Regions from separate parts of the Homo sapiens genome. Here region 1 is linked to region 2. Evidence: chromatin loops called from intact Hi-C (ENCODE). Cell type or tissue: PC-3. All regions are shown on one strand. Links, peaks and the distances in the headings refer to the core of each region. The heading gives the core; the rest is flanking DNA.

Evidence for each region. Peaks named below come from ENCODE experiments on the same cell type or tissue, not always from the same donor. Only the 100,000 strongest peaks of a DNase experiment are listed, where the experiment ranks them.
Region 1: a loop joins it to region 2, with 4 times the contacts of the local background. A loop is called at or near these places in 6 of 110 quality-filtered maps.

Annotation. Positions count from the first base shown.
Region 1 is chr15:48,860,647-48,877,060 of GRCh38, reverse strand. SHC4 (SHC adaptor protein 4) reads left to right here. Exons shown (of 12, transcript NM_203349.4): 5 at 4,919-4,972; 6 at 9,192-9,243. Among named protein-coding and RNA genes, the nearest start is that of EID1, 9.3 kb to the left of the region's middle. RefSeq lists a silencer at 2,417-2,738. In PC-3, for the core only: no CTCF peak of the experiment used is centred there; DNase peaks (open chromatin) are centred at 8,320 and 10,700; H3K27ac peaks cover 4,842 bases.
Region 2 is chr15:48,921,105-48,937,518 of GRCh38, reverse strand. It overlaps SHC4 (SHC adaptor protein 4), which reads left to right. Exons shown (of 12, transcript NM_203349.4): 2 at 12,570-12,640. Among named protein-coding and RNA genes, the nearest start is that of SHC4, 35 kb to the left of the region's middle. In PC-3, for the core only: no CTCF peak of the experiment used is centred there; DNase peaks (open chromatin) are centred at 7,708, 8,268, 8,418 and 11,528; H3K4me3 peaks cover 1,509 bases; H3K27ac peaks cover 5,179 bases.

The DNA.
Region 1 (16,414 bases), core at 4,974-12,973, 62 kb after region 2:
ATGGAGATTTGAAGTTGTCTCAAACATACTTTTAAGGCCACCGTCATTTGCAATATCAAGCAGTTGATCCTCTTCTAGCGTGGACAAAGTGGATTCACCTGGCTTATTCACAAATGGGTCACAGATCCATTCCGTCTTTTGTGGATGAGAAGTGTGATGGTTAATACTGAGTGTCAACTTGATTGGATTGAAGGATACAAGTATTGATCATTGGTGTGTCTGTGAGGGTGTTGCCAAAGGAGATTAACATTTGAGTCAGTGGGCTGCGAAAGGCAGACCCACCCTTAATCTGGTTGGGCACAATCTAATCAGCTGCCAGCTTGGCTAGAATATAAGCAGGCAGAAAAATGTGAAAAGAGAGACTGGCCTAGCCTCCCAGCCTAAATCTTTCTCCTGTGTTGGATGCTTCCTGCCCTCGAACATTGGATTCCCAAGTTCTTCAGTTTCAGAACTCGGACTGGCTCTCCTCTCTCCTTAGCCTGCAGACAGCCTATTGTAGGACCTTGTGATCATGTGAGTTAATACTTAGTGAACTCCCCTTTACATATATATACATATATATGTGTATATGTATGTGTGTATGTGTATATACGTGTGTGTGTGTGTGTATATATATATGTATATATTCCATTAGTTCTGTGCTTCTAGAGAACCATGACTAATACAGGAAGTAATGCTCAAAATATTTTGAAAGCTGAGATAGGTGATCATGCACCAGCTGGGAGAAAGAAGACCCTGGCTCAGTCTCTTTCAAAATCTCTGCTAATGTTTGAAATGTCAGAAATCCCAGTGTTCATTTGTCACCCGCATGATTCCAGTTTGGCTTTGAATGCAGCCACCTTATCTGCCAAGTTGAACACAGTTGTTGTTCGTCCCTGAAGTGACAGAGTTCACTGAGCAGGTTGAATATGTCACACAAGTAAGCAAGTTTTTTTGTGACCCATTCTGTGTCACTGAAATGTGCCGCCAATGGTGACTGTTTTTCTACAAAGAAATCTCTGAAGCAGCTCTCTTAACTCAAAAACTCTGGCCAGTGATCTACCTTTAGAAAGCCATCTCACTTCTGTGTGTAAGAGAAGACGTGTGTGCTCTGCATCCATCTCCTCACAGAGCTGCACAAACAGATGTGAGTTAAGGGCATGTATAATATGGTTGATAATTTTAATCACATACTGCAAAATGTTGTTAAGTTCAGGTGACATTTTCTGACTAGCCATCATTTCTCTATGGATGACATGGTGCATAGACTCACATTCAGAAGCGACCTCTTTGACCTGAGTAGTGAAACCAAAATGCCATCCAGTCATGGCAGCTGCTCCACCCATGCATATACCGATGCAAAATGACTGATTCCACTTTCCTGATATGTAATCATTCAAAGACTTGAATAGTTCTGCATCTGTGGTGCTGGTTGGCAACAAAAGTGCATATAGCATATCCTCATTCACATCCTCCTGCAAAATATATCACACACAAAAAAGCATTGTTCCTTTCTAACAATTGTGCCTCATTATCCTCTGATATTTCATCAGTTCATCTAGTTGTGGTGCTAGCCAAAAGAGGAACACATGCCACCTTTTGAACTGCAGCCTCTCCTGAAAGTTCATGACAAATGTCCTTAGAAGCAGGCAGGATCAACTCTTCATCAATAGTAAAGGACTTCTTAGCTTTAGCAATGTGGTTAGCCACTAAGAATGATGCTCTCAGTGCAAACACATCTGATGAAGTGGTGGCCTTCAATAATTTCTTCTATTCTTTGTGTTCACATTGTTTTCTTTTGAAAAACTCCAAAGGCTTAGTATTAATGCAGGGTGTGTGGTCTCCATGTGACAAAGCAGTTTAGAAGGCTTCATGGCTTTGTTAGATAGCCACTTGCTACATGTTATGCAAAGCAAGCTTGGATAATGTGAATCACCTGTTGTAATGAACTGGTATTTTAAGTAGGACTCTTGATATTTTCTTTTAAATGCAGCTTTATTTTTGTTGGCAGTCTTAAAGTCTTCTGCAGTCTCATCACTGGATCTTTCCCCCTTTTCAAAGAACCTCTCCAGTGAAGTTTGTTTTTTACTCATTTTGGCTAGGGTTAGCTTATGGGCTTACCAAAACTGTGACCGAGAAAGTGCATGGTGCAGGAAAGAGACATGGATGGGAGTGGTAAATAAAATAATGGGCGGGTCAGGAACAAACTAAAATAGTCGGATTCAGACTTAAAGCCTGCCATCAGCTGCAGCTGTACAACTGAAGTACATCAACTCACTTGCCACTATGTAGCCTGCCACCAGATGCAACTTAAGTGTCACTTGCTACTTACCGATAGGGTTTTGATATGAGTCTGCAAGCAATTGATTTATTATGGTCTCTGTGCAGTCAAACCTCTCTGCTATTGTTAATCTGTATTTGCAGCCACTCCCCAGCACTAGCGTCACCACCTCAGCTCTACCTCAGGTCATCAAGCATTAGATTCTCATAAGGAGCATGCAACCTAGATCCCTCGTATGTGTAGTTCACAATAGGGTTCATTCTCCTATGAGAATCTAATGTCGCCACTGATCTGACAGGAGGCAGAACTCAGACAGTAATGTGAGCAACGGGGAGCAGCAGTACATACACATGAAGCTTCTCTTGCTCATCCACTGCTCACCTCCTCTGCAGCCCGGTTCCTAACAGGCCACGGACTGGTACTTGGTCTCTGGCCAGGGGAGTCGGGAGCCCCTGCTCTAGTTCTTCTCACCATGGACACATGATTTCTGGCTGACTGCTGCTTGGTGTCAGATTTATCATAGACTAAAAGTTCTTAAATACATGAGTCTATTTTTAGACTTTGAATTCTTGTGACATTTTTACAGTTTTATATCTTGCTGTTTGATCAGGAATATTTTGTCTTTGTTCTTTAAAAAACTGCGCTAACTCTTCTTGTGCATTTATTCTTTCATATGAATTTAGGAGCATCTTGAATGTGATATTATAATATTTCTTATTATCTTATAAGGGAATTCTTATGCATTTGTTCTTTTAAAATTTGCTTTAGCTGTTCTTGCACATTTATTCTTCCATATGAATTTTAGAAGCATTTTTATTGGAATTGCATGGAATTTATAAATTAATCTGGGGTAGGATTGACACCTTTGTAATACCATCTTCTCATCCATGAGAGTGATATATATCTTTCTACTTGTTCAGATCTTATTTATACTCTTCAGTGAAGTTTTCCAAAAAGCATTACATGATTCTTATTAGTTTTGTACTAAAGTACTCTTACAAAGTGTACCTTTCTCCCCAAAATACAGTGTCTAATTGGCTATTTTTCTGTTTTTTTTTTTGAGACGGAGTCTCGCTCTGTAGCCCAGGCTGGAGTGCAGTGGCATGATCTCAGCTCACTGCAAGCTCCGCCTCCCGGGTTCACACCATTCTCCTGCCTCAGACTCCTGAGTAGCGGGGACTACAGGTGCCCACCACGCCCAGCTAATTTTTTGTATTTTTAGTAGAGATGGGGTTTCACTGTGTTAGCTAGGATGGTCTCAATCTCCTGACCTCATGATCCGCCCGCCACGGCCTCCCAAAGGGTTGGGATTACAGGCGTGAGCCACTGCGCCCGGCCGACTATTGTTGATATATGGGAATGACATTGATCTTTGTATATTGACTTTGTTTTTACTGAAATATAAATGTAGACAAGTACACAGATAATAAGTCCGTAATAATTATCACAAAATGAACAGTTGTATAACCAATATTCAGATCAAGAAACTCCAGCAATCCCAGAAAATCTTTTGCCCCTTCTTCCTGTGCTCCAGAAATAACCACTGTTCTGATTTCAAATACCATAATTTTGCCTAGTTTTGAACTTCATATAAATTAAGCCATGCAGTATATTCTTTGTGTTAGACTTCTTTTGCTCAGCAAACATGTTGCTGCTATATAGTATGCCACCATTGAATATTACAATAGTCATCATTGGAATTGTTTCCAATTTAGGGCTGTTATGAACAGGGCAGTTATTGTCTTCTTTGAGAATATTTTTTGTTGCACATATTTACACAATTGTGTTGGATATACGTCTAGGAATAAAATTGCTGGTCATCTTATATAATCAGCTTTGGTAGATTCTGTCACACAATTTTGAAAGCAGGATTAGTCAATAGGTGCATAGTTGGTGTTTTAATGAACCTTCAAAATAGCATGACAGATATGTCTCTGCAAATGGTCATTACACTGTGGTTTGCAAACAAGCAATCCTAGACTCTCAAATAGAAGACAATCTTCTTAGCTAATTAATGTGGTTACTTGGCGATTCTTACTCATATTAGAAGTCCTAATGTTAGTGCCTTACTCAGGATACATTTAGTAGTGAATGACTGAAATCAAATTCAAACTAACTTTTGCAAAAAGAAACAAAAATATAAAGGGAGAGGGTGAAATATATTGGTTAAAGTGATGGAACAAATGTTACCACCAGACTTTTTTCCTATTTTTAGTTCTCAGTTCCGATTTTCATCAGAAGAAAAGCTTCATATTCCAGCAGACTTTTCTCACATGGCAGCATAATATGGCCCCTAGAAGCTTTGGGCTTACATAGTTTTTAATGGCAGAGAGAGATGCTTTCTCTCCTATTATTCATTTCAGTTCTTCCCAAAATACATTGATTGGCTCTGCTGTATCCAGAGAGATGGTATTTTCTGATTGGCTAGCCCTAGATAATGTTCCACCTGGGTGGGCAAGGGCAGTGAGATGGGCATCACAAAATCATCAGAATCTCGTGGTTTAAATGAGATTATTATAGAGTGTAGGTTGGGTGGTTTTCAAAGGGATGCTGATCAGGCAAAAACAAAACAAACAAATGTATGTCTATTACTGTTAGACTGTATATAACTAGAAATAACAATTAATTTATATTAGTATACATGTTTATGTTTTTCAGATTATTGCAAATCATCATATGCAGTCTATTTCATTTGCCTCTGGAGGGGATCCTGTAAGTATGGATTCACAGAAGTTCTTTTTATGAGTTAAAATAACTTCTTGACATTTGGGGCTGGATGATAATAAAATAAAATAACTTTTACATAAACCATATTAGCCACTACATGTCTTTTCCTAACATACTATTACAGTCTGTGAATAGCTACATGTAGCAGATAATAAAATATTTTCTTTAGGCAAACATTTCCTATTATTAAATTTTAAAATACTTGGATTAGTAGATGAGCTAGTAGTGCTCCATTGTGTTATTAGCCATGGAGTTATCATCTAATAAGCTTCTTGTTGATAATATCTAGGTCATGAAAAGCAAGTATGTCATACATGTGTTGCTCAATCCTTCCTTAGAATTCTTCTCAACACAGAGTTTCTGGAACACTTTACTAATCAACTGGACTTGATATATCAACCAAGTCAACTAAGTCTAATCTGGAATGAGCAACCAGGTTTGCAGGAACTCATGGAGGAAATGCTGAGCTGGGGAGAGAGAACTTGTAGTTCTTCTCTACCAAGATGGGGTCATGTGATACTCACTTCCCAGAAATTGTACAGGATTTCTCCAAGCCTACTCTGCAGAATGGAGTGTCATTCCTTGACTCCCTACTGCACCATTTCTGGACCACAGCAAAAGGAGAGGGGCTTTGAAGCTAGGGAGCCTGCAACTGAGCAAGAAGCAAATCTGTTTAAACTGAGGGAGTAGAAGAATACTTTTGCCACTCTGTGACATTATTGGTCTTTTTATTGTACTCTTTCCTCTTCTAATCTTCCATATGTTTTGATGAAAGGTTAGAAGAGGATGGAGTATGACTTTCATAATGGTTAAACATCAGCCATGTCAAGAAAGCAGGGGGAACATACACAGACCTTGTTCTTACTCAGAATGTATTACCTTCTTTTCTGCAAAGCATTTTTTAAAGAAAAGATTATATCCTTCAGGAACGAACCAATACAATTCAGTTTAACCATTGATTGTTTTCTATCCACCACATTTAGTTTTCACCTGTAATTGAGGAATAAAATGTAGAGTCATAAATGATAGGACAATAACCTAGAAACCCAAGAAAGATATAGAGGATGCTAAAAACTAAATCTGGCAGCTGATACCATGGTAGTTTTCATTTGTTTTAAACTTTTTGCTAAATATTCAATGGGGGAGAAATAATTGTATATCCTAAAAGGAAGTAAAGTTCTGAAGTTACTCTGTAATCATTGCTTCATTTACTGGCATCTAAAGCATTTAAGCAGGTTCTTCCTCTTGGGTGTTGGTGTAACTTACCTGTGTATAAAATATATAGCTAAATTAGCCAATTCTTAAAAACACTTCAATAATTACTTGTCTTCACATTGGCTACCAATGACCTAAAGTATTTAAGCATGTCAAACCAAGACATGCTTTTTTTTTTTTTGAGACGGCGTCTCACTCTTGTCACTCAGGCTGGAGTGCAGTGGCACGATCTTGGCTCACGAAGCATATGGAAGAAAAGCAGCCTTTACAGGATTTCAAACCCTTGTTTTCTAATTAATGGATATCCAGTTTCCCCTTTAAGCTTTACTACTTCCTCATCTTTTAGCCTGGGGTATAGTTATTTTCAAATAACTATTATATATTAGTTCCATGATGCTGCCATTTTTAAAAGTAAACCAAATGTTAAGAGTTCCACCTTTTCCCCAAGAAATTCCACAGATGCCTAATTGTGAATTCCCATTAGCAAACAAGGGACATACAAGGTGTCTGGTGCTTAGCAGCTGCTATTTGAGCCCAAGAGCCTATCTGGACTCTTTTCCATCCAGCCTTGTAATCTGGCCTCAATAGCAACACCAAGGATGGTGGCTGGCAGGGAGGGTCAACTGAATCCAGGCTGAAAAATACCAGCACTTTCTCTTCTCCCTAGCTCAGTCATCCATGAAGGAACTCAAATACTTTTCTTAAGAGATTTAAAGTAGTGTTTATACATGTAGTGTGAAAAATAATTATTGGCATTTGCCCTAAATTTCTTAAGGGTTGTCATCATGTTAGAATTGGTGCGCAAACATTTACTCAAGGCATGCCCTGAATGATTTCTGTTATTGTTCTCCAGAATCTTAATTTTTTTCATACTCTCTTCATGTGCCTTTAGTTCTTTAAATTGACCAAACCACTGTTCCTATAAAAAACAAACATTAAATAATTTGTGGCCACTATGGGAAAGTTTGTACCTGCTGCATTGAGAGCACCTCTGTGCTCTCTAAAGCTGGTGAGAAAGCCTGTTGATTCTAATTTAAAGTAGAAATCTGGCGGCGGTGCCATGGCTTGGTTGGTTAAAGCACCTGTCTAGTAAAATAGAAGTCTGGAGCCACCCTAAGCATTGGCATTAGAAATCATCTCTATGAAGTTTTACCATCAGGTCAGGGAGGCAGTATTATGTACTGCCAGGCTTTGGAGTCAAGTAGACGTGACTTATTTAAACTCCCTAAACTCCAGAGTCCTCATATGTAAATGGAGGATAATCCCTATTGCCTGACAGTGTTGTGGGAATTAAGTGAAATGATACATGGTTAGTGTTAGCGCAGGTCCTGGCACACAGTCACAAGAAGTAACTACTACCACAATTGCTAACACATACCCATATTTGTTTTAGGATATTAACTGAGATCGTTTACAGCTTCACAGTGAACTGTGTACAAGGGTAGGAAGCTGACTTAAAAGTCCCTGAGGTCCAACATAGTAATCTTTCTACAAGATTTCCTCCAAAATTTCAAAAATAATGAATAGCCTTCTCATCTCTTGGCCTTTGCTCACCCTCATTTTTACTCTCTTTGCAAAAACAGTTGTTTTCCATCCGTCAGCCCTGAAAACAGTTGTTGGTAATGCCTCTATAACTATATATACTTTCTCCACTTAAAAAGTGCATTGTGAGTATGTCAAAAATTAAATACATTTAAACATATTTTCCCCTGCTATTTGTGCTTTACTTTTAGCATTCTGTAAATTCTCCCAAATGTTTACAGCTATAGAATTTTAGAACTATACCAATGTTGGAGGCTGTTTTGAAAATGAGAAAACTGAGGTCTGTAGAGGTCTCACAGCCTCTTTCCCATAATTGGACCTACCAGACAGCATGGCTGGCATCAGACCACCTCTTCACTTGAATAAGAGTGGCAAAGTCCCCAGCAATTGTGGCTTTCCTTCTAAATTCATATAAAACAAAGCCCAAGGATATGGCCTTATTTATTTAGAGGATATTTAAAACCTTTTTTCTTTTTGCGTAAGAGAAATTTACTCAGGTATGTGTTATTATTTTCTTTAATTGCCCAAGACGAGTTATGCTGACCCTGAGATCCACTTCCTGTGTGATTCATTGTGGGTTATTAAGTGATTATCCTTGAGGGTATTACAAACATGGGCTTTTATTTCCTGCCAGTTGATTGCATCTTCCCTCTAGAGAGTCATACTTCTAATCTGCAAATGGAATTGTGTGTATTTTTTCCCAAGAACTTAGATAACAAAAAGCATCTTTAATTATTAAAACCTTATCATTCATCAGCTTACTGTTTTCAATAAAAGCTGGAATTACCAAGTAGCGTTTTGTTGGTTTGTTTTTACGAAGTCAGCAGTGCATCTCTTTTTGAACTTCTTAAGTTTTTCAGGGGTTCTCTTTTTTTTAAAATGATTTTTCTTTTCTGTATATTGATCAAATAAATTCCTTGTATTTTCACTTTATTATCCCTTAAGTTAACTTACACTGCATACAAGCAAGCTAACAACCACAAAATCCAACATGTCTCTTTAGTCAACTTACTTTCTGATGTATGTGGTATATGTTTGGACAACAGGAGATCATGATACCCTATCTTAGTTTATGTCACTTTTGTGATTGCATAATCCCTGATATTTCAACTTTCAACCTAGGACAGCATCATAGTCTCTAGCCAGTTTTAAAGAATATGTCCTAACATGTTCCCTATCTGCTTTCTCTTTTATTCTTAATGACAGTCTGCCTCTAAATTTTTAATTTTCCAATTCTTTCCCCAAGGGACAGAGAACATGGACTCCATAATTGTTAAACTATATGGTGTATATTTGTTTATGTTCCCTTTTACAATGCTTTTCTTGTCTCTTTAAATAAAAAACATTTGTATTTGAGTCCTTGCCTCAGTATCATGTCCAAAATATATGTTTCTTTCAACAGTACAGTTCATCCATTTTAAATACAGTCATTTTCCCTTTTTTATAGGATACTACAGACTATGTTGCCTACGTAGCTAAAGATCCAGTTAATCAACGAGGTATGGAAAGCAACTTACAGATTTTTTAAAGAGCTGGTATATACCAACTCTAAAAAGTAACCAACAGTTATTTTCAATGTACAGAGTGATGACTATCACTAGGGTGCTATACTGGATTCTAGAAATATTATGCAAATTTGAGTTGGAAATAAATTGCCCTGTTAGCAGAGCAAAGTAGAAAAACTATGTAGATGAAATTTAAATCATTTTAAAGATCCACAAACCAAAGGCTTAGCTATCAAAAGAGAAGCTATTATGGTTATGATAGAGGGGGCTGGCTGTCACATCCCCACTGGACAAATGAATTACATGTAAGATCAAAGCCAGTGAGGAGTGAGGTTATTGGCCTGCATTGGCTTTGGTGTGTGTGTGTGTCTGTGTGTGTGTCTGTGTGTCTGTGTACTTGCTGTTCAAGAGCCTGTATTATCTCTTTGAATGCTTGACTTCATCATATGGATTTCAGCTTAAATGCCTCTTCTTCAGAGACCTTCTTTGATAGCACCTCCTGTCTCCAGTAGCATTTCCTACCTTGTTGCATCACAACACTTATTTCTCTTTTCATTAACACTCCACATTTCTATTATAGGTTAGTGCAAAAGTAATCACAGTTTGCCATTGCTTTTAATGGCAAAAACTGCTATTACCTTTGCACCAACCTAATATTTTATTTACTCACATATTGCACTTGTTTGTATGTTTAATGTGTCCTTTCTACTAGGCTAAAATCTTCATGAGGGCAGGAACCTGTTTCTCTTACTCGCTGTTGTTCCCTAGCACTCACCATGATGCCTAGCATATAGGCGATACTCAAAAACTATTTTATTGAATGACTGAGTGAATGGAAGAGTGATTTGATGGGAATTCTTGTTTCAGGATTTAGCAAGGTCACATGGTTAGTATTGCTTCTCATCCCTAACGCTGGGACATTCAGACTCCTCTTAGGGAGAAGTGTTAGGTTCCTCCTTAACTAGAACGTATTGGTTGGGCCACATCCTCTGCTGTCCCAGGTATGGAGTTTGCCCCCAAACATTTATTAAGTGGACATGGAATAGGACTTGAAAATTTAGAGAGCTATAAGACACCGAGGTGGAAATGTACATGGGATGCTGGGGAGTAAATAAATAGAACACCCTGGACCTCACAATGTAAAAGCGTAAAAGGCATCTATAGGACAGACACGAGAGAGCTAATGAGTAGGGACTTAATCCCATGGGCAGATGGGTGGAGAGTACTGTTTACAAAGTAGAGTTTAGACAGATTGGTTTGGCAGCAGGATGTAGTAGATGGATTCAGGGAGAAACTTAAGGCAGGGATATCCATTTGGAAGCTATTGTGATTGTCAGAAATGAAATGATGAAGCCCAGCTGCTGGCACAGAGCCTGGCACGTAGTAGATCCTCAGCAAATGTTTGCCAAAAGAATGTGGCAGCAAAAAGATGAAAAGGAAGGAACAGAGGATAAACAGTATGAAATACTCCATTAAAACTGACCCACTCTAAACTAAATAAGAAGAATGAATCATGGTCAAAGAGTGTGCAGGAGAGACAGGAACCAGTGAATGGGGCAGTGGGAATGTAGGAACAGGGCACAACAAAGGATACCAGAAAAGGGCAACTTCTTCTCATCCCTGCCTGAACGTCCCTAAATAATAACTGCTTGCTATTTCTGGGAAGGCCTCTGAACAACAACACTTTTTGTCTTAACATGGAAATGACAGGGTGAAAGGAAGAAAAAAATACATCAGGAAATCTAGATGTTTAGTAACTTTGCCGTCAGTCACAGAATATCTCTGGGCATGTCATTGCTCTTAAGTAAATGATGGTGAAGAGTTCAAAGATTAATGTTGTTGCTAAGGGTAATGGCCAAGAAGGATCCACATGCCTGCAAAGCTCTCCCTTTGCTTAAGTGAAACAGGAGAGGCAGAGAAAATTATGATGCAGCACATTCACTTTGAAAGCCCCTGTTCTGGTGCCTGAGTCATTTGTCAGAGCTGAGCTGCTTGAAGAGGACCCCTGGGGATCCTGGCTTGGGGATTTTGAGAAGGCATTCATGTGAACTGTTGAGCGAGGTCCTGGATGGGAGGTGAGGGACAGAAACAGTCCAAATCAAGGTTTCAGTTTTTTCTTTCTTTAGCCATCAGCCTGTGTATAGGAAATAAGATTGATGCTGGAGTCAGAAAGACTGGGTTGGAATCATAATTATTTCATCATCTCACTGTACGATGTCAGGCAGATTGTTTCACAACCTCAAACCTTGATTTCCTTATCTTTTAAGTGGGAATAATAACATCTGCATAACACATGGAAAGCATAGTTTTCTTTCCTCCCTTATTACATCTTTCTTTCCTATAGGAAAATGGGTGTGTCCAAGAAGATAACTTAGTAACATAGGGTAGTTTTCTTGGCTTTAAAAGTTAATATGTCTCTATCACCTCTTCCTCCTTTTCTGATCTCCTCGTTCTTTCTCATATAGCTTGGCTATAAAAATCCTGTGAGAAGACACTGTGTTCTCAACATACCTCCTCCTTGCACACAGTCCTCTAGTGCTAAATCTTTTCCCCCGACCTGAGCCCTTGGACTGACAGTGCCCGCAAAGAGGTGATGACACAGCTTTTGAATACACAAATAATTATTAATGATTATGGAAGGAAAATCCCACCATGGTATTATCATTTAGCAAGAGGGAGAAACATAATCCATAAGATGTGCATAGAGAAAGAGGGATGCCTAGAGAACAGTGCCTAAAACGCAGTAGATGCTTGGGATTTGTGGAGTAAGTAAAAAAAGACACAGGTGAAAGAGCAGTGTAATGAGAGCTTACAGCCAAGTGTTTGCAGGTTGTGCGAATGTGCGTGTAAAGGCGGGGTTGCAGAGAAAGGAAAAAGTGGAAGTAGGGGTCCCACAGCTGAAAAGATAGACCAGAGACAGATTGTGGGGGGACTTTGAATACTGGCCAGGAGGTCACTGGAGCCATCAAATATTTTGAGCTTTAAAAATATTATTATGTTTTGCTATTCTGAAATTACTAAATGATCATTTTTCTGGCAGTTGTGTCTTTAAAAGTGGTATTGGAGGCCGGGCGCGGTGGCTCACGCCTGTAATCCCAGCACTGTGGGAGGCCGAGGCGGGCAGATCATGAGGTCAGGAGATGGAGACCATCCTGGCTAACACGGTGAAACCCCGTCTCTACTAAAAATACAAAAAATTAGCTGGGTGTGGTGGTGGGCACCTGTAGTCCCAGCTACTCGGGAGGCTGAGGCAGGAGAATGGTGTGAACCCGGGAGGCGGAGCTTGCAGTGAGCCAAGATCACGCCACTGCACTCCAGCCTGGGCGACAGAGCAAGACTCTGTCTCAAAAAAAAAAAAAAAAAAAAAAAAAAAAAGAAAGTGGTATTGGTATTGGAAAGCAGAAAAGCCACCTGGAATGATAGAATTCAATTTAGAGGACATCTCATTAGTCGTGGGCAGCAGTGTAATGTTCTAAATGGCACTGGAGGAGGAAGGAAGAGTTTGGGTCAAATTTGTGAACTAATAGTACTTGATGACTATTTAGATATTTAGATTGATGGAGAAATAGGAATCAGATGTTCCTGAGGATTTAATGAGATATCATATGCAATGCAAACATTTCAATACCTGGCTTATAGCACCTAGGCAGTAAATGGTAGCTATTATTACTATTCTGTGTGATGTGGAGTGATGTTGCCACTAAAGAAACAGAAATTCTCATAAATAGAATAAACAAACAATCTAATAAAAAAAATAGGCAAAGAAAAATGGCTACCATTTATTGCATGCTTACTATGTGCCAGGCATTTTCAGTACTCCATCTGCATTATCTCATTTCATCCTCACAGCAGCCCTAGGGAGTATGTAAACATATCATTCCTTTTTTTAAATAGAAGAAAACACTGGAGGTGAGAAAAATAAGGCGGTTTTCGTAAGATTACCCAGCCATTAAGTGGATGGACAGATTCTACGTCCTGAGCACACAAAAGAACATGGCAAGGCACCAAGAAACATTTGAAAAATAAAAAAGTTTAGCCTCACTAGCAATCAGACACACAAATTATAATTAGACATCATATTTCATCTCCAAATTTCAAACATTGAAAAAAGATAAAATGTGGTTTCGAGTAGTAGTTATTCTTGAACACTGCTGATAAAGAGTTTAGATTCAAACATTTTAAAGAGCAATTTGATCATTTGCATCAAACATCTTAAAAATGTAAATGCCTTTGAACCAGTAGTTTTATTTCTGAGGAAATAATTAGGATACGTACAAAGATTAAGCAATATAGATCATTTTTGTATATTATTTATATCATAAGACAAAATTTAGTATTCATAAGTAGCAAATTAAATAAACTCATAGAATGTACTATGATGCAGCAATTAAAGCTAATAGTAGAAAAATAAGTAATTATATGGGAAAAATATTCACAATGCTGTTAATGCAAAAAACATTATGAAGATTGTGTATAGTATAATCCCAGGTGACTTTTCTGGGTAGATACGCATTATAAGAAGATAGGAAAGACATATGGCAAAATGTTCCTAGTGGTTATTGAGATAACCACTGGATAGTGAAATTTTCTGTAATTTTTATTTCTTCTTGGTGCCTTTTTGTTTTCTAAAACTCTTACAGTGAATATTTATTACATTTATAAAAAGAAAAAATATCCAAAACCTTTGAATAAATGTTTTAAAATAATGAAATCAGAAAGCTGATGTTATAAAATTAACTAGCAAGTTTGTTTCATCCAGGAGAAAATGGCAGACAAGAGAAGCCCAGAGAGTAGGTCTGGGGCTGGGGGTGGGGCTGGCAGGGAGGGGAGGGAGGCAGGCCAGGCCTGCAGGTGCAGAAAAAAACTGCAACTTCTTAGCAGAACCTAGAAAGAAGAGGGCTAAGGATGTCAGGGAGTGGGGGAAGCCACAGGAGACAGTGACTTGCCTAAGGAGTAGTCAGGGGACAGGAGGAAGTCAAGAAATGAGTATTACCTAACAGAGGGGAAGAGCAAGGTTCTTCTGAAGGAGACATCTCAGATGGTCACACACTGAAAAGGAGTTAAGGGGCATGAGGGTGGGAAGATGCTATTTCGCCCAGCAATTAACAGGCCACTGGTCACTCTGGAAAGCTCAATTTTTGTACACCTAGAAAGGCAGGAGCCAGATTGCAGGGATGAGGAGGACAGTATGGTTGACAGGAAGTGGAGATGAGCAGAGGAGACTGGGCTTCATGCTGACAATCCCGAAGCTTCCCACTCTTCCTTTTGCTTGATTCGCTTTTAGCATTAGTGCATTTAAATCAGGGCAGTTCCCACTTTTTCCATCTTGGCTAGGACCCTTTAGTGAACTCTTCATTTTATCAAAGGCCTTTTTTATAGAAAAGGTTAAGTTCCAGTAAGAATGTTTTGAGTTTAGTTAGTGATTAATACACCCTGCTTCTGTAATTGCTGTAAATGAGGAAATCCACATTGTCTTACTCCAAATGTGTGGCAGTCCAGGAATGTTTTAATATTTTCCCTGAATCTAGTCTGTGAATAGGACTGGACTGCTTGGACTACCTGGATATAGGAAGGCCATGCTTCTGGGTCTCTGAAGAAAGTTAAAAAAAAAAAAACCCCAAAACCAGTAAAACCAACTTAAATTAATCCACTTATTTTTATTTATGTTTATAGTTATAAAGTATGCCTACGACTGTCCTGGTGGTATTAATTAGCTATGAACTGAATACTGGCTTGCCTCTTTGAGGTTGTTTCTTCCTAAAGTATGGAGGACTCCCTGCTTTGATCCCATAGCACCATCTGGTGGTTGACCTGAAAAGCTGAACTTTTGAATTTCTGGTTTTCTAAGTATAAAAGGAAAAGACAGAAACAAAACAAAAAAACTGTTTATTAAGAACAAATATAAAAGTAGTAAAGAAGTGTCTGTTATCCTTTAGTAATAGTTGTAATCCTCTTGTTTATGACTACCTAATTCAATAACCAAATAAAAAAGACAGATGAATATGTATCTCAGGTTCTTTTGAATCTTAGTTTAGTACTTGATACCCAGGGCTGGAAGTGTGAGCCCATCCTGCTACAGGTGGGATGAAAAAAATCCAGACTTTCATCTGATTCCAGACATGGGAAGCAAAGCTCAGGCCTTGGTAACAAAGTTACCATATCCCTGAAAAGGCACCCTCTTTTTTGTGACTTGGCTCTTTTTATATATAGTTACTTGTCTTTCTTCTTTCCCTTTAGCTGAAAATTGGGCAATTCTTGGCCAAGCTTTTGGAATTGGTTTTAATCCTGGGAAATGGGCATATTTATATGTGATTCAAGGCCCACCTCTATCCTGTCCCATGACCAACCTAAAAAAGACCATTTCCATAGAGCAACATAGCATGTCTATGAGAGGCAACAATGGAACTGTGAAAGTACATGTGCTCCCTGAAGGTGGTGAGACTGGGCAGAACATCTGCATGAGGTCAGTCTGTTTGTCTGCTGTTGCATCTTGCCTGGAGACAGACAGACACCACTGTTTGTTCTTTTATTTTTGTCCAGTCTTCTCAAGCTGGGTGTGTTGGGGCATGCCTGTAGTCCCAGCTACTTGGGAGGCTGAAGCAGGAGGATCACTTGAGCCCAGGAGTTCAAGTCCAGTCTGAGCAACGTAGTGAGACACCTGTCTCTATAATAAATAAAGTAATATGGTAGTAATAGGCTAATCCAAAGAAAAGCAGAAAATTATGTTGATAGCATCAGCCTATGAACAGGACCCAAACCTCAAAGCATCAGAATCAGAAAAGTTGAGATAAATAAGACATTCTAGAGGTACGCCAGAAGCGTTAGAGGCTGGTTGATGTGTCTGATTGATTCATTCATTTCTGTGTACCCACATGCCGCCCTGTTCCTCAGAGACTTTGAGCTTCCATGACAGAGGAAGAATAGGGTTTCTGTAAAACAAAAAGACTTCAAAGATGACTCAGGACATTGTCTTGGCAGACAAGGACCTTGCCATAAAGTGACTTGTTCAAGGTCACATAAGTAGTGGCATAATTGGAACTTGAACTCAGATCTGAATCTTTTCACGGAGTTCTTTTAAACATCCTATTCTCTCATCGCCCTCACTGGAAGTACAATTTAGCTTTTCTTATTTATTTATTTAGGCTTAAGTATCCTGCTTCTCTCA
Region 2 (16,414 bases), core at 3,681-11,680:
GGTAAACTTCTTTAGGTCAGGATCGGAAAGATGACATGGAACAGCAGCTTTAAACATCAAAAGATCTGGGTTATTCTCCATTAATCAGCCCTGTGACTCTTGAGCACAGCATTGAACCTCTGAGAATCAGTTTTTCCATCTGTAAAAAGGCATCAGGGCCAGGCGTGGTGGCTCAGACCTGTAATCCCAGGTTTTTGGGAGGCCAAGGTGAGAGAATTCACTTGAAGTGAGGAGTTTGAGATCACCTGGGCAACATAATGAGACCCCATCTCTACAAAAATAAAAATAAAAAAGGAGATCACCTACCTATTCAGGTCTCATCACAGTTTCATTATGAGGCTCAAATGATATAATACTTTTGCGACTAAACAGAATATACATCTCTATTTGTGCAAAGGCACATGATGAATCACATAGCACAACTTTTCTGGCCATGCCCAGCAGCAGAAAGAGCCATTTGTGGCTCCCAACACATTGGTGTAAAGTTATTCCTAGGAGAAGTCATAGCTCTCCAAATGCTATCAGTATAGTTTTTGCCACAGGGATGACCTCCAGCTGGGTGACTTTGTCTGTGCTCAAGTCTGTAGGCAGAGATGAAACCTCTCTTAGTTCAAACAAATTCCCCTGTGTAAGGGATTTTCAATGGGAGTAGGACTGTTGGAATGAGACAGTACATAGCTGCCTCACGGGATGCAGATGGTTGTCATACTTTCCTTGCCCACAGATGACCAGTACTTTTTTCAGAGAAATTGAAAGATTTCTTTGGACAATTGTAGGCAGCTCATTTCCCAGTGTATTAGTCTGTTCTCACATTGTTATAAAGAACTACCCAAGACTGGGTCATTAATAAAGAAAAGAGGTTTAATTGACTCACAGTTCTGCAGGCTGTACAGGAGCCATGGCTGGGGAGGTCTCAGGAAACTTACAATCATGGTGGAAGGCAAAGGGGAAGCAGGCACAAGCTTGGTTCAGCTTACTTTAAGCGGACTGGGAATAGAATCTTGGGGATGGAGACAATGGAGACTCTCTCCATCTGCTGGGGTGGAGTCCACTTAGCAGGGAAAGACATCGAAGGAGATGGATTGGGCCAAGTGAAAGGCTTTGCTCACTTCACAACCCTGCCTTTTGACTTGGGCAGGAACCCTGGAGAAAGGAGATCTGCCTTTTGTAAGAGCAAACAGAACACACAACTTACTATTAGAAGGTTCCATCGTTATAATGACTAATGACTTACAGGGTTGAAATTTCCTGGTTGTTGAGTCTCCAATGTGAATGACTGAACAAATCCAGATTTTCAGGCTTTTAAACCTGGAGCAGAAGGAGGAGTTTTCAGCAAAAATAGATGTTTCTATTTTAAAAATATATATTCAAATTCAATCAACCAAAATATATTTGGAGGGTCTACTATGTTCTAGGTGTTGGGGATACAACACTCCCTGTTCTCTGCTACTAATCTTCTAGTAGGGGAGACAGATAGCCAACAAATACATAATAATTTCAGCAGTAAGTGCTCTGTAGAAAAGCAAATAAAAGAGGACACAGAATAGTGAAGAAATGGAAAGTGTTAGCACCTTTATGCTCCTTGATGCTATAGATTATAATATACATATTATTATATAATGCTATTATTATAGCATTCAAAGGTGCTATAAGATTATTCCTAAGAAAAGTCCGTTTTTGCCAAGACCACTTGCACCTCCTCCTTAAAGTTGTGTTCCAAGCAGCTCATCTCTCTGTCCATCTCACTGAGCTCTCTCTAAACTTGCTTCCCTATTCCAGGGCAGGAGATGCCCTACTCCCGCTTCTTCAAAACCCTGCCCAGGTTTTCATTTGATTGGTGTTACACTAAAAGGGGAAGGATTTTCCATTCCCTTCTTACACGACCCACATTCCAGCTCAAACCTGGCACAAGGAGGGCTTTGGCCAGCTTAACTTCAGGATTATTTTAATTGACAATATACCCCTTTAAGAAGGAACACATTACAAATGGTCCAGTTAGGATGCAGGTTATTTTGAGACTTCCTGAACATCATTTCTTGGCTAGTTCATTCAAATAAATCATTTAATTGCACTGTAAGAGGTGCTGGGCATAATGATGACTAAGACTCACTCCCTGCCCTTGAGAAGCCCATAGTCCAGCAGGAGGCATAGACATTGGAACAGATAAATTGCAGCACCACAGGGTGACTGCAACCTAGGGGTGTGACAAAGGTGTTCTGGGATCCCAAAGGAAGAGCAATGAACTCCACCTCAAGGCTACAGAATATTTCAAAAAACTGTAGTCACTGCTGATGCCTCATTCATTTATCCATTATTCATCCATTCATACATATTTCCTGAATAGTTTATATCAAGGATCACACACTGCCTGCAGATATTGCTTGTTTGGATTCCTTTTGTTGTTGTTGCTTCTTGGTAATTGATTTATTGAGATGTAATTCACATACCATATAATTCACCCATTTAAAGTATACAATTCAATGGTTTTTTAATATATTCACAGAGTTGTGCAACTATCACCAATTACAGAACATTTTTATCAACCCCCAAAGAAACCTTGTACCTGTTAGAGGTCACACTCCATTCCCCAAAAACCACATAGCCCTACTTTCTAGCTCTACAAATTTGTCTATTCTGGACATTTCACATAAATAAAATAAAATCAGTCTTTTATGATTGTCTTTTTTCACTTAGAATTAATATTTTCAAAGTTCATTCATGCTGCAGCATGTATCAATACTTGATCGCTTTTTATTGCCAAATACTATTCCATTGCATGACATACTACCTTTTATTTGTCCATTCATCAGTTGATGGATATTTGGGTTATTTCTACCTTTTGGCTATTATAAATAATGCTGCTATGAACATTTAGGTGCAAGTTTTTGTGTGGACATATGCTTTCAATTTTATTGGGTATATTTCTAGGAGTGGAATTGCTGGGTCATATGGGTAATTCTATGTTTAACTGTTTGAGAAACTGCCAAGCTGTTTCCCCTAGTGGTGTTACCATGTTGTATTCCCACCAGCAATGTATGATGGTTCCAGTTTCTCCACATCTTCACCAACATTTATTTTCAGTTTGCTGGTTTGTATTTTAAATTATAGCCATTCCAGAGGGTGTGAAGTTGTACCTCACTGTGGCTTTGATTTGCATTTCCCAATGGTAAATTATATTGAACATCTTTTCATGTGCTTATTGTCTATTTGTATATATTTCTTGGAGAAATGTCTGTTCAGTTCTTTTGTCCATTTTTAAATTGGGTTATTTGTCTTTTTATCATTGGGTTGTAAGAGTTTTTTAATGTATTTTAGATGCAAGTTTCTTAGCAGATATGTCATTTGCAAATATTTTCTCCCATTCTCTGAGTGGTTTTTTCACTTTCTTCTTAGTGTCATTTGAAGCACAAAAGAATTTAATTTTTATGAAGTCCAACCTATATATTTATTTCCTTTGGTTGCTGGTGCTTTCGGTGTCATATCTAAGAAACCATTGCCTATTCTGAGGTCCTGTGATTATGACTGTTTTCTTTAAGGAGTTTTACAGTTTTAGCTCTTATATTTAGGTCTTGTAACCATTCTGAGTTTATGTTTTGCTTATGGTATGAGATAGAGGTCCAACTTTTATATACAATTGCTCTGGTGCCATCGGTTGAAAACAATGTCATTTTTCCATTGAATTCTTTTGTCACCTTTGTCAAAATTCAATTGACAGTAAATGCAGGGGTTTACTTTTGGACTCAGTTCTATTCTACTAATCTATATGTCTATCATTATGCTAGTACCACATTATCTTGATTGTGTAGCTGAGCAGTAAGTTTTGAAATTGGGACATGCGGATTCTCTAACTTTGTTCTTTTTCAAGATTGTGCTGGTTATTTTGAAATTACAGATGAATGTCAGGAAATTACACATGAATTTGAAGTTAGACATGAATTTTAGGATCAGTTTGTCAATTTGTACAAAGAAGCCATCTGAGATTTTGATAGGGATTCTGCTGAAGTTTTAGATCAGCTTTTGGGAGTATTACTATCTTAACATTATTAAGTTTTCTGATCCATGAACATGGGATGTTTTTTCCATTTATTTCACTTTTCTTAAATTTCCTTCAACAATGTTTTTCAGTTTTCAAAGTGTAAGCTTATCCTATCAGATTTATTCATAAGTATTTTATTCTTTTTGATCACATATTGCAAATGAAATTATTTTCTTAATTTTGTTTTGGATTGTTCATTGTGACTTGCTGGAATTAAAAATCAGGAAAACTTACAAATAAAGTCTGATTTCTGACCTCTTTTGAAAAATCACAGGGTCTGGTTTCCCAGATGGTAACGAGGGACTGGAATGATTGGTTTGGGCCTTGTTCTTTTTGTAGGCCATATGGTTCCAAGTTTGTCCTAATCTAGCTACTTTCTTATATCTAGTTTACTTTGCTCATTAATATCTTTATTATTAAGCACTGAGTTTTTGGCCTTTATGATTATTCTTTTGGGAAATTTAAGTTAGATGAGATTCAATTTGAAAGAGCAGTTAATATTATTTAAGTCCTTAATGTGATTTTTTTTATATGCATATCCCATTCTTTCTTAAAAGTTACCTCAAGCCATATCTTACTTGCTCATCTCAAGAATATTGTTGATCCAGGCTTTACACAGAGGATACAAAGAAGAAACAGACACCATTCTTGCTATAAAAGAGATACGGACACATTGACCAAGAAGTAGTTCCATATTAGCAAAGGAAGTTTTATTAAAGGTCTGCTAGAAGTTCATACAGAGTATAGAAGAGGGCCCAAAGAAGATCAAGGCTGCAGGTAGGGATGGGGAGGAAGAGGAGAGATCTCATAAAAGAAGTGACTTTGCATTTCCTTGTGAATGATGAGTAGGTGTTAATAAGATGGACATGGATAAGAAGGACATTTCAAGAGGGAGGAGCAAAGGAAGGGGTTGTTCTGAATTTTGAAGCATGGTGAGTTCAGGCAAATGACCAGAGTGCAAAATGAGAGGGCAAAAGCGGGGAGGAAAAGGCTAAAGAGTTCAGCAAGAGCCAAATCATGAGAGGCCCTGTACATCATTCTAAGAAAGCTGGATCTTTTCCTGAAGACTGGTGTTTTCTCCAAAGTGTGATTCCTGGACAACCTGTAGTAGAAGGACCTGATTGCTTATTAAAATGCAGTTTCACAGTCTTACTGAAGAAGAATTTCTCAGAGCCTGGGAATTTTATTTTTAAAATCTGATTTGTAAGTTTCCCTGGTGATTCTTAAGTTCTCTAAAGTTTGGGAAGCTCTGCTTTAAGGATGGGGGTCTTGGGAGTGTTTTAAGTGAGAATGATTGGGGGATCGGACGGAATGATAACATGCCATATATGTGTTTTAGTAATGTGCTGGCTGCACTGGGAAAGGCAGATTCAAAAGGTGGGACACCAGAAACCCCATCTTAGGGAGGGCCATATTCTAAAGTCAACAGTAGAATAAAACTCAGAATAAAGAATACACTGGATCATCCTTGAAATCTCCAACTCCCACGCATCTGGATGATCAATTGTCAGAATCAATGTCTTGTGTTTCTGTTTGCATTTATGGAGAGATACTCTTTCTCTGGGGCAGAGTATGTCTCCAAAAATGCAAACAGAAACACAAGACATTTATTATTGCAAACAGAAACACAAGATATTATTTAACTCTCCATAAATTCAGATACTCTTTCTCTGGGGCAGATAGTTACCCTACTCTCTGGCAAGTAGGGTTGAAAGACTGAGGAGATAACAAAGGGGCTAATCTCTCGCTTTCTGCCTGCCAAATGGATGCAGTTGAATTCATATGCTTTGCCCATGAATATGATGAGACCCCAGTATTGCAATTGAGAGAAAGAATGTGCCTAAACTTGGATAGTAAATGCTGGGGGTAGTGTGCAGAGTTCAGGGAAGAAGACAGGGAAGTTATGACGATGATAGGGAGATTGAAAGGATGCGGCTTACCTCTTGATTGGTTGATGGATTTGAAAAAAAAGTAAGAGTTGACTTTTCTGGTTTATGTAATTAGGTAGATAGTGATACTATTGGTTTAGATCAGAAATGTAAGTAGAGGAATAATTTGAATGTATTGAATTTGAGATGCAATTAGAATATTCATGTGCCAATACACATCTGAAGGTGGGAGAAAACCTGGGCTAAAAATGTGTGTGGCATGAGCATGAGGCAGTAATTGAAAGCAAAGGAGTGTACATGCTAGAGACTGATTTTATTAGACTAGAGTAGAACCTAGGAATCAGAATTTTTAATACTTCCCAAGTGATTCTAATATGCAGTCAGGGTTGAGAATCACTGGTATAGGGAGAGAAGGAACCATTGTTTTTAAAAAATAAGAAACTAGCAAAGGAGACTGAGAACGAATAGTCAGAGAAGATGAGGAATTGGAGAAAATGTTCTCAGGAAAGCTAAAGAAGAGAGTTCAGAGGAAAATGAAGGGATTGAGTAAAGGTCGACAGCGGTAGGTGACCCCAATAGGTGAGTAGGAAAACAAAAATCGTTCACTAAAGGAACTTTGAGGAAGTAGTTGGTTTGCTCAGGCAGTTTCACTAGAGTGATGAGGCCAGAAACTTTACTATTGTGAGTTGAGGCATGAGTGAAAGGAAGAAAGTGAGACAGTGTTTCAAGGTTATGAAGGGAATGTCCCTGTTTCTTACTCTCCCATTTTTTTTAAATGGGAAAGACTAAAAATTATTTAAAGGTGGCAGAAATATCCTGCTGTGTTTTCCTGCCATTTTGGTGGCCTCTACCATTGTTGAACATTTATTGCATGAAGGTCAGACCCTCCTTATATCATAGTTGATTATATACTGTTCTTCAGTGTTTGTTTTTAATTCATTATTTATTTTTTATTTACAGACAGGGTCTCGCTCTGTCCCCCAGGCTGGAGTGCAATGGCACGATTGTAGCTGACTGCAGCCTTAAACTCCTGGGCTCAAGTGATCCTCCTGCCTCAGCCTCCCAAGTAGCTGGGAAGTGATTTTCTTCCTTGTCTTAGCACTCTTATTATAAACTTACCAAGTGCAGGGCCTGTGCCTTAAACTTCTCTTGAAAAATATTCTCCCATACTCCTAGCCAAGATGCAGGTATATTCTGAGAAAGGGAATAAGCCATGTATAAAAAGAGATTTCACCCTACTCAATAAAACTGTGGTTCTTATAGATGAAGTAGTGAGCTTTGCTCATTTTATTTTTCAAATCTAAACTAATACTACTACTTATTTTTAAAAATAAATATGTTTACACTTATTTGTATAAACAGTACAAAAGTATAAAGTAAAAAGTAAAAACCTGCCTCTCTCCCACTTCCAAAAGCAACCACTGTTAGTTTCTTATTATCCTGCAGACCTTCTTTCTAAGAGTATAAGAATATGTATCTTTTTTTTCTTTAGGTAGCGTGCTTGTAGTCATCATTCTGTAAGAGAGTTAGGATGAGACTTCCCATAAGTAACTATCATTCCTTTCCTCTGAAAATCCCAGTAATTTCTTCTCTGGAGAGCAAAGCCCAAGATACACATGGCCATAAATAGGCTGTTCACCTCTCCCTGGGAGCAAGTGGTTGAAGCTCAGACAGTACAAAAATATTATGACTGCCTTGGGGCATAAAGGGAGGAAGCGAGTTGGGAGTTAGGTAAACCTATGCTGGGGGCTGAATGGGCAGGTTGTCTGAGCAACGCTGAGCTCCGCTGCTTTCCCACTGTTCCTGTAAGGCTCCAAATAAAGGTCTTCAGTGTCCTCTCCTCACCACAGGGTGGGGAATTAGGGAGTGTCCTCTGTCTCACCTCCTGCAGTTCCCAGAGCAGTTTGGACTCACATCTGCTGTTACCATTGTGGTCCCCCGTCTCGACACTGTTCACCGTGTTCCTGGGTAGACCAAAGGGAGGGTAGTGGCAGCCAGCAGGATAACTCCTCTTTTCACTTTTTCTGTTATACAGGGTCCTAGCAATGGACTGCAGACTCTAGAATAAACCCTGATTCAGTACCAGTGAATAAATGAAACTGAGCCAGGCACTTCTCTTTAATAGGCTTCAATTTCCTCATCTCTTAAATAAAGTTAGCAACAATGACTAATCTCATAAAAAGAAAAGATAGGTCATCTCTTTTCATGGTTGTCCTATCTGAATGGGGCCAGGTTTCTTAAGAACAGAGCCCATGTCTTATGCAGATCCGCATTTAATACGTGAATGAGAAGTATTGTCATCTCCAGTTTATAGCTAACAAACTAAACTTCTCCTCTCTCGGGCCTTGATATTCAGCCACTATCTGCTTATGCAGTCATCAAACACCTAAAGAAAGAAGTGGACAGAGTATTTTTATGCACCGCCCCCTCCCCGCTTCCTCACCACGGTGTTTTTTAAGTGAAATGGATTGTGTGAGTCAATGGGAAGACTCACTCCATTCTTGTCTTTGGGGTAATTGTGGCAAAAATCAGTTGTGATTTTCTCAACACATGCCCACAGTGGAAGGGGACTTGTCCTCATTGTCAATCATCTCAGGCCATGACTCATGTTTTTCCAGAAACTTCTGTTCAAATGACACACCTCAGAGGCCCCCTCCTGCCACCCTTCATCTCAGCCCCAATTCATCACTGATTGATTATTGATTTACTTGTTAATTTGCTTGTCTAGTACCTCTTTTTATTCCCTTGGCTATAACCACCGTAAGAGTAAAGATCACAGTCACTGCCATATTCCCTGCAACAGGGAGTCACCTGTGCCATAGCTGACAGACAAGTGTATGAATCAAAACAGAGGTTCACATGAAGGGAAGGGGATCCCGAAGCAATGCTTGGGCTTGCCTTAGTCCGAAGCAGATAAGGTGGTTATAACCATGAAGTGTGATTAAGAACGACACCGTGGAGGAATTCCTCTCACCCCCAAGACACTAAAAATTCCTCTCCTCATTGATAACCAAAATGAATGGCAACTTATTTAATAACTGGGCTGAGAATAGCCTTCACTTTGACACTCTCCTCACGTGGGTCTCAAACTTGATCAGCCTTGGGTGTCCTTGTTCCAGCTGTTTCCGTTTGTCCCTTTGTCCCCCTCCTGTTCAGACATTTCTGTCTGAACATAAATGTCTGTTTCTGTTCTGTACTCTCCTTTCCTTTTAAAGTTCCCACTGTCAACTCTATCATCCAGGGCTGTTCCCACCCACAGCTTATAGCCCGCCTGAGAAGTAGGGCACATTCTTGCCAGCTTCCCACTTCACTACAAAACCTCCTCGGTCTAGGTTGTGTGTTGCCACTCCAAAATGAAGAACAACAAAAATAACAAACATGAAGTACATTGCTGAGAAATCTAGAAACCTTGCAAAGACGTTGTTCTGGCCTGTAGCACCTGAGGCTGAGTCCTGGGTGCTCTTGTACTCCTGGGTGGAGAGACCAGCCAAGCCTTCACCTCCCTCCGTCCCTCGGCTCGCCCTAGCCCCCACTCATTGTAAAGGTACAATAGAATTGAACAAAAGATGCTTCATTCATTCTTTCAACAAGTGTTTATCGAGTGCCCACCAGATCCTAGGCACTGTTGCAGGGAATATGGCAGTGATTGTGATCTTTAATCTTATGGTGGTTATAGCCAAGGGAATAGAAAGAGGTACTAGACAAGCAAATTAACAAGTAAACCAATAATCAATCAGTGATGAATAGGGGCTGAGATGAAGGGTGGCAGGAGGGGGCCTCTGAGGTGTGTCATTTGAACTGAAACCTGAAAGATGAGAAGGGGTTTGTCCTGCAGAACTGTGTAGGAGAGCCAGGCGGACAGAATGTCAAGTGCAGGGAAGAGCTGGGGTGTATTTGAGGAGTAGAAAGGAGGCCAATGTGGCAGCAAAGTGTGTAAGGGGACAGTGACACAGATGAAGCTGAAGGGGTGAGCTGGGGCCAGGAACCCCAGGGTCTAGGGGTTTATAGTAACGAGATTGTTTTGATCATAGATGCCAGGGGTTTCATGTGGTGGAGGAACACGATCTGATATAAAGTTTTGAAGAACCACCACAGCGGAGTGTGAAAAATGTAGGTGCTTGGTCACCTTTTCAAAAAGTGTGCACGGATGGGCCAGTTGATATCACCTTGTCTTCAATCGGTGATTTACAGCTAAAGGGAAAGATGATACCCACCTCCTCACCAACAAGACCTCCTGGGGGTATTGGAGGGGATCCAGGCCTGCTCTCCAGCCTGTGTGGGGAGTCCACTCTTTCCAGAGCCAGGACTGCAGGATATAGGGACGCAAGACCTAGGCTCTGGGGTGGAAGAGGGCGCTGGAAGGTACCAAAAGCCAGAGAAGTCAGTGAAGACATATGGACAATCTTTTCATGCCACCTGGACGTGGAGCTTGGATGCTTGGAATTTCCTTTCTTGACAATTCTGAGATGGGCTTTCTAACCTACTTCCTATATCTAGCTTTCTTCTCCTAATAACACTTACAGTTGAAGAGAAATCTCTAGACACAACTTCCTTAAGGTACCCAAGGCTTGGGAAGTTACGTGTGATGGGGACAGAGTAAAATATCCAAAATGTTTCTTACTAGTGTGATGGGGACAGAGTAAAATATCCAAAATGTTTCAGTACTAGAGATCCCAAGAGGAGTGTAACTGAGTGTGACTAACAGGAGTCTGGATGAGACTGGCAGGGTGATTGTCCCGGCCAGCATGCTCTTCCCAGCACCAGGCTCCAGGCAGCACTCGGTGCATCAAGGAGTTCTACCTGCACAATCTGCTCAGAAATACTATTATACAGCAGGATGCGGTGGCTCATGCCTGTAATCCCAGCACTTTGGGAGGCCAAAGTGGGCAGATCGCTTAAGGTCAGGAGTTTAAGACCAGCCTGGCCAACATGGTGAAACCCTGTCTCTACTAAAAATACAAAAATTAGCCAGGTGCAGTGGCATGCGCCTGTAATCCCAGCTACTCAAAAGGCTGAGGCAGGAGAATTGCTTGAATTTGGGAGGCAGCGGTTGCAGTGAGCCAAGATCGTGCCACTGCACACCAGCCTGGGTGACAGAGTGAGACTCCATCTCAAAAGAAAAAAAAAAAAAAGAAATACTATTATACAAGAAGTGTTTGGGTAGGTGCCCCTCCCCACCAGCTCCTGACATCTTTTGACAGTGTTTTTGCCATTCCCAAGCATAGAGAGGCTGGAAAGCCTCCAAAGGAAAGCTAAACAGGGAGCATATCATTTCCGAGGAGACAACAGATCACTTTCAATTGGACCTCTTAGCTCTAGTAACATTTCTAAGGCAATTCTCAAAGAAGCACTCTCCCTCCTCAACCAAAGCTCTTCTGGGAGGATTGACTCTCACAGCCTCACCTGGCAAAGCTACACAGAAGACTACTAAGTCCACGTCCCTAGGCTGAATCCTCTCAGGTCTCCAGAATCCAATTTTCAGCTGCCAGCCTGTTATTTCCTGGATACCCCACCGGTGCCTTAAGTCAACAGCTCCCAAACCAATTCATCATCTTCCCTTCTCCTGGCTTTCCTGTTTCTGTTGATGGCATCACTGTTCCCTCTGCTACCCTGGCTGGAAACATCTGAGTGAGTCATCCTTGACTCATCCTTCTCTCTTGTTCTCCGTATCAAATCAACTGCCGAATTCTGTAGTATCTGTTTCCATGATGTCACTTGAATCTGTCCCGTCCTTCCTATTGACACCATCCCTCTTCAGTGTGGGCTGTCGTTACTTCCCTCTCCACAGGGTCATCCTAACTTATTCCCTCACCATTAACCCACCTTCATACTGCCGCTGACTTAAGCCTCCTCCAACACAGATCTAATCGCATCACGCCTGCCATGGATCCTCACTGCTGCCACACTAAATATAAACCATCTTTCAGCTTTATAAGTCACAATTCCCTTTGCAATACATGGTGTTCGAGCTAACCATACTAATCACTGATGCAGCACATGACTTTTGTCCTGTCAAGAACCCCCTTAATATTTAAATCAGCTGCAAAGGATGATAAGATCTTATATTACTAAGTTTGGTATTCTATGCATTTATATGCTTGTTCTATCCACTTAGAAGATTTGACATTCCTGTATTCTCTATCTCACATTTATTTTTGCTTCCTCTACTATTTAGGCCTTTGTATGTACCAGGCGTTGTTCTAAAAGCTTTATTTATATGTAGGAAATAATTTCACTCTCCTAACAATTCCTATTGTATCCCCATTTTACCAATGACAAAACTGTGAGGCACAGAAGTTAACTTGCTGAGGTTCAGGTTCCATAACTAAGAAGTAGCAGAGCCAGGATGCAAATTCACATGATCTGGCCCCAGAGCCCATGATCTTAACCACTGAACCCACATTTGTCTTTGTTACTTGCATTATCTATATTATGGTTTGGATTTAACTGGTGTTTTGTAACTGAATTGAACCTTTAGGCATGTGTCCATTAACAGTCAGAAATAACAGTTGTAGGCAGAGGGTGCAAATGTAACTTGATAGCAGAAGCTGATTTTAGGTGCTTCCCAGGAAGTTGCCGTGAAGCTAAGAGACAGCTTCTTGGAATTTTTGTCCTACTTCTTCTTTTTTTTCTTCTTATTGTAGTACATGGGCTGTGTTGAAGTGCTGCAATCAATGAGATCACTGGATTTTGGAATGAGAACCCAAGTTACAAGGTAAGAAGCCAAAAATGGGAGGGGCTTTGAGGAGTATGGTTTAAAGTCACAATAATTTCTCCCACAGGAATTTTATGCAAACCTTCCAATTCATTATGCACTTTTATTCACGCGACTGGAGTGTAGAAGGCTCGCCCAGTGACCTTCAATGAGTGGCTTGATCTCATCGTGTGAAAGATTTCTCAACTGTGTGGCAGTGCATCTGTGTTTCATGTGAGGATGAATAAGATGATACAGTCTACAGAAATAGCTGGTTTCCCAGGTACCAAAAGTATTTAAAATTATGCCTGGCAGGAAGCCATTACAGAATCAGACCTGTCAAGGAAGTAGCAGAAAATAAGACCAAGTAAGACTTTCAACATGAGAAAGCCCAAGCTTTCCCCAAGCTCTTCCTGACGTGAGAAACTGCTTACTCCTTGTCTGGGTCTCCCTCCTCTATGTACAGTGAGCTAGATGGAACAGTGGAATCAGGGAAGTTTTACCCAGGGTGACCCCAGGGAGCTTAGGGGAAGAAATCAGAATCCCTGTTACGTGGAGCTCAAGTCAGAAGCAGAAATACAAGGCATGGTTCATTAAAGCTAAGCCCAAAGCAAGGACGGAAAGAAGGAGTGAGTGCAGACTGGCAGCTGGAAAAATTGTGAAGTGAGGGAGATGAGGTGAGAGGACTGGGTCGATATGAGTGGTTCAGAATGAAGACTTGGGCATCCATTGGATGTGGTGCCAAGGTGTGTCTCAGGGGCATGCCACAGTAGATCTGTGCTTGCAGGCCTCCTGTTCTGAAGGTGAATATTGTCATGTAGAGAATAACTCTCCCTAATGCTCATCCCATGAAATTCTAGGCCTAGAAAAAGAAGTATCCTGTGGTCAAAAAATGTAGCGAAAGGAGCCACATCACTCTTTAGGAGACTACAGTATACAATAGTATATTGAAGACTCTGAGCCTGGTGCAGTGGCTCACGCTTGTAATCCCAGCAACTCAGAAGGCTGAGGTTGGAGGATTGCTTGAGGCCAAGAGTTTGAGACCAGCCAGGGCAACATAGTGAGACTCCATCTCTACAAAAGTAAAAAGAACATAGCCAGGCACGGTAGCACATGCCAGTAGCCCCAGCTACTCAGGAGGCTGAGGCTGGAGGATCACTTGAGCCCAGGAGTTCAAGGCTTCAGTGAGAGATGATTGTGCCAATACACTCCTGTGTGGGTGACAGCAAGACCCTGACTCATAAAAAAAAAAAAAAAAAAAAAAGACTGAGTAGTCCTGTGCTGCTATAGTTGAAAAAACTCTACCCCTCAAAATTTTCTTTTTCTTTTTTCTTTTTTGTTTTTTTTTTTTTTTTGAGACAGAGTCTCACTCTGTCTCCCAGGCTGGAGTGGTGCAATCTTGGCTCACTGCAACCTCCACCTCACATGTTCAAGCAATTCTCCTGCCTCCGCCTCCTGAGTAGCCGGGACTACAGGTGCCCGCCACCACACCCGGCTAATTTCATATTTTTAGTAGAGATGGGGTTTCACTATGTTGGCCAGGCTGGTCTTGAACTCCTGACCTCAGGTCATCCACCTGCCTTGGACTCCCAAAGTTCTGGGATTGAGGCGTGAGCCACTACACCCAGCCTTACCTTAAGATTTTCTAAACTTTATTGGGCCTTGGATCCTTTTCTCGTATAACAGAAATGTACATCCTAGGGTTCCATGAAATGTGCCTTAGGAAATGCTGATTGAGACTCTCTGCCTTATGATGCATTCAAATCTGCCTTTCCAAACCTCTCTCAGTCTATCCTTGGTATTTCCTCTGGAATCAAACATATTATATAATCCTGTTTTTTGTACTCTTGGTACCTACGTCAGTCACTGGCACATGGCAGAGGCTCACTGGATATTTACTGAATAAATTCATGGTTCCACCTGACTACACTTCCAGTATTTGCAAGCAGCTACATTTCTTCTCCCCTTTAAATCTTCTCTTACACATTCTCAGTGCCTTCAATTACTCTTCAAGTGACATGGTATCTACTACTTTCCAAACTGTTAGCCCTACTTTGATGGACATATTTCAGGGTTTACTCCATTTTGAAGATTCTTAATCTTGAGACATTTTTTCTTCCAATCCTGAGCAGGCTACAGATGAGAGAAAGAGGGCTGATACCCCAGGTTGGCACAGGACAAAGGAATCCCCACTGTCCTAACCTGAGAGCTATGGTCTGAATATGTCCCCTCAACATTTATGTATTGAAACTTAATTCCCAGTGTGAAAGTATCAAGAGGCAGGGCCTTTAGGAGGGGATTAATTCATTGGCCAGAGCCCTCACGAGTGGGATTAGTGATCTTATAAAAGGTGCAAGGGAGCATGTGAGGATGCAGCAAGAAGAACCTGGCTGAGGAGCAGCGTGAGCCTTCATCACACACCAGATCTACTGGTGCCTTGATCTTGGACTTCTCAGCCTCAAGAAGTCTAAGAAATACATTTCTATTATTTATTCATTACCCAGTCTGGGGTATTTTGTTATAGCAGCAGGAATGGACTAAGACACTGAGGATGACTAATCTTCTGTTCATTCACCCATTCATTCATTGATTCTTTCTTTTTCACTCGAATGTTTATGGAGTATCCATAAAGTTCCTGAAACTGTTCAAGTGAATAAGACAAAGCCTCTACCCTCATGGAATTTACACTGTTGCTGGGGAAACAGACTATAGGCAAGGAAACAGGTAAATAAGCAATCTACTTTCAGATAGGAAGAAGTGCTTATTTACTGCATCAAAAAAGCAGGGAATGAGGATAGAGATTTAGGTGGCGGGTTTTTAAATTTTATTTTATTTTCTAGTTATAAAATATTGCATGTTTACTTAGAAGATTTGGAAAGTACAGAAAAGTATGAAAGAGAAAATTACTCAGAATCTTACCTAGAGAGGGTGTCTATTAACAGTCTGTGTTTTAAATCCATTTCCAGTATTTTTTCTATACATGAGCTTACAAAGAATTTTACACAAAATCTGAACAATATTATATACTAAGTCTCCCATACTGAGCAATTTCCTGTTGCTAAAGATTCTAAAGCATGTTTTATCATGGTAAAATACACATAACAAGATTTACTATTTTAATCATTTATAAGTGTATAGTTCAGTGGCATTAAGCACATTCACATTGTTGCGCAACTATCGTCACCATCCATCTGCAGAACTTTTTCATCTTCCCGAAGATGAAAAACTGTACGCATTAAACTCTGTACTCATTAAACAGTAACTTCTGGCCAGGCGTGGTGGCTCACGCCTGTAATCCCAGCACTGGGAGGCTGAGGCAGATGGATCACTTGAGGTCAGGGATTTGAGATCACCTGATCAACATGGTGAAACCCTGTTTCTACTAAAAAAATACAAAATTAGCCAGGCATTGTGGCACACACCTGTAATCCCAGCTACTTGGGAGGCTGAGGCAGGAGAATTGCTTGAACCCGGGAGGCGGAGGTTGCAGTGAGCCGAGATTGCACCATTGCACTCCAGACTGGGCAACAAGAGCAAAACTCCATCTCAAAGGAAAAAAAAAAAAAAACGATAACTTCCCATTTCCTCTTCCTCCCCAGCCCCTGGCAACCACTGTTCTACTTTTTGTGTCTATGGATTTGACTGGTCTAGGTACCTCATAAAAGTGGAAACATACAGTATTTGTCCTTTTCTGTCTGGCTTATTTCCTTTAGCACAATGTATTCAAGATTAATTCATCTTGTAGCATGTGTCAGAATTTCATTCGTTTTTAAGGCTCAATACTACTCTCTATTG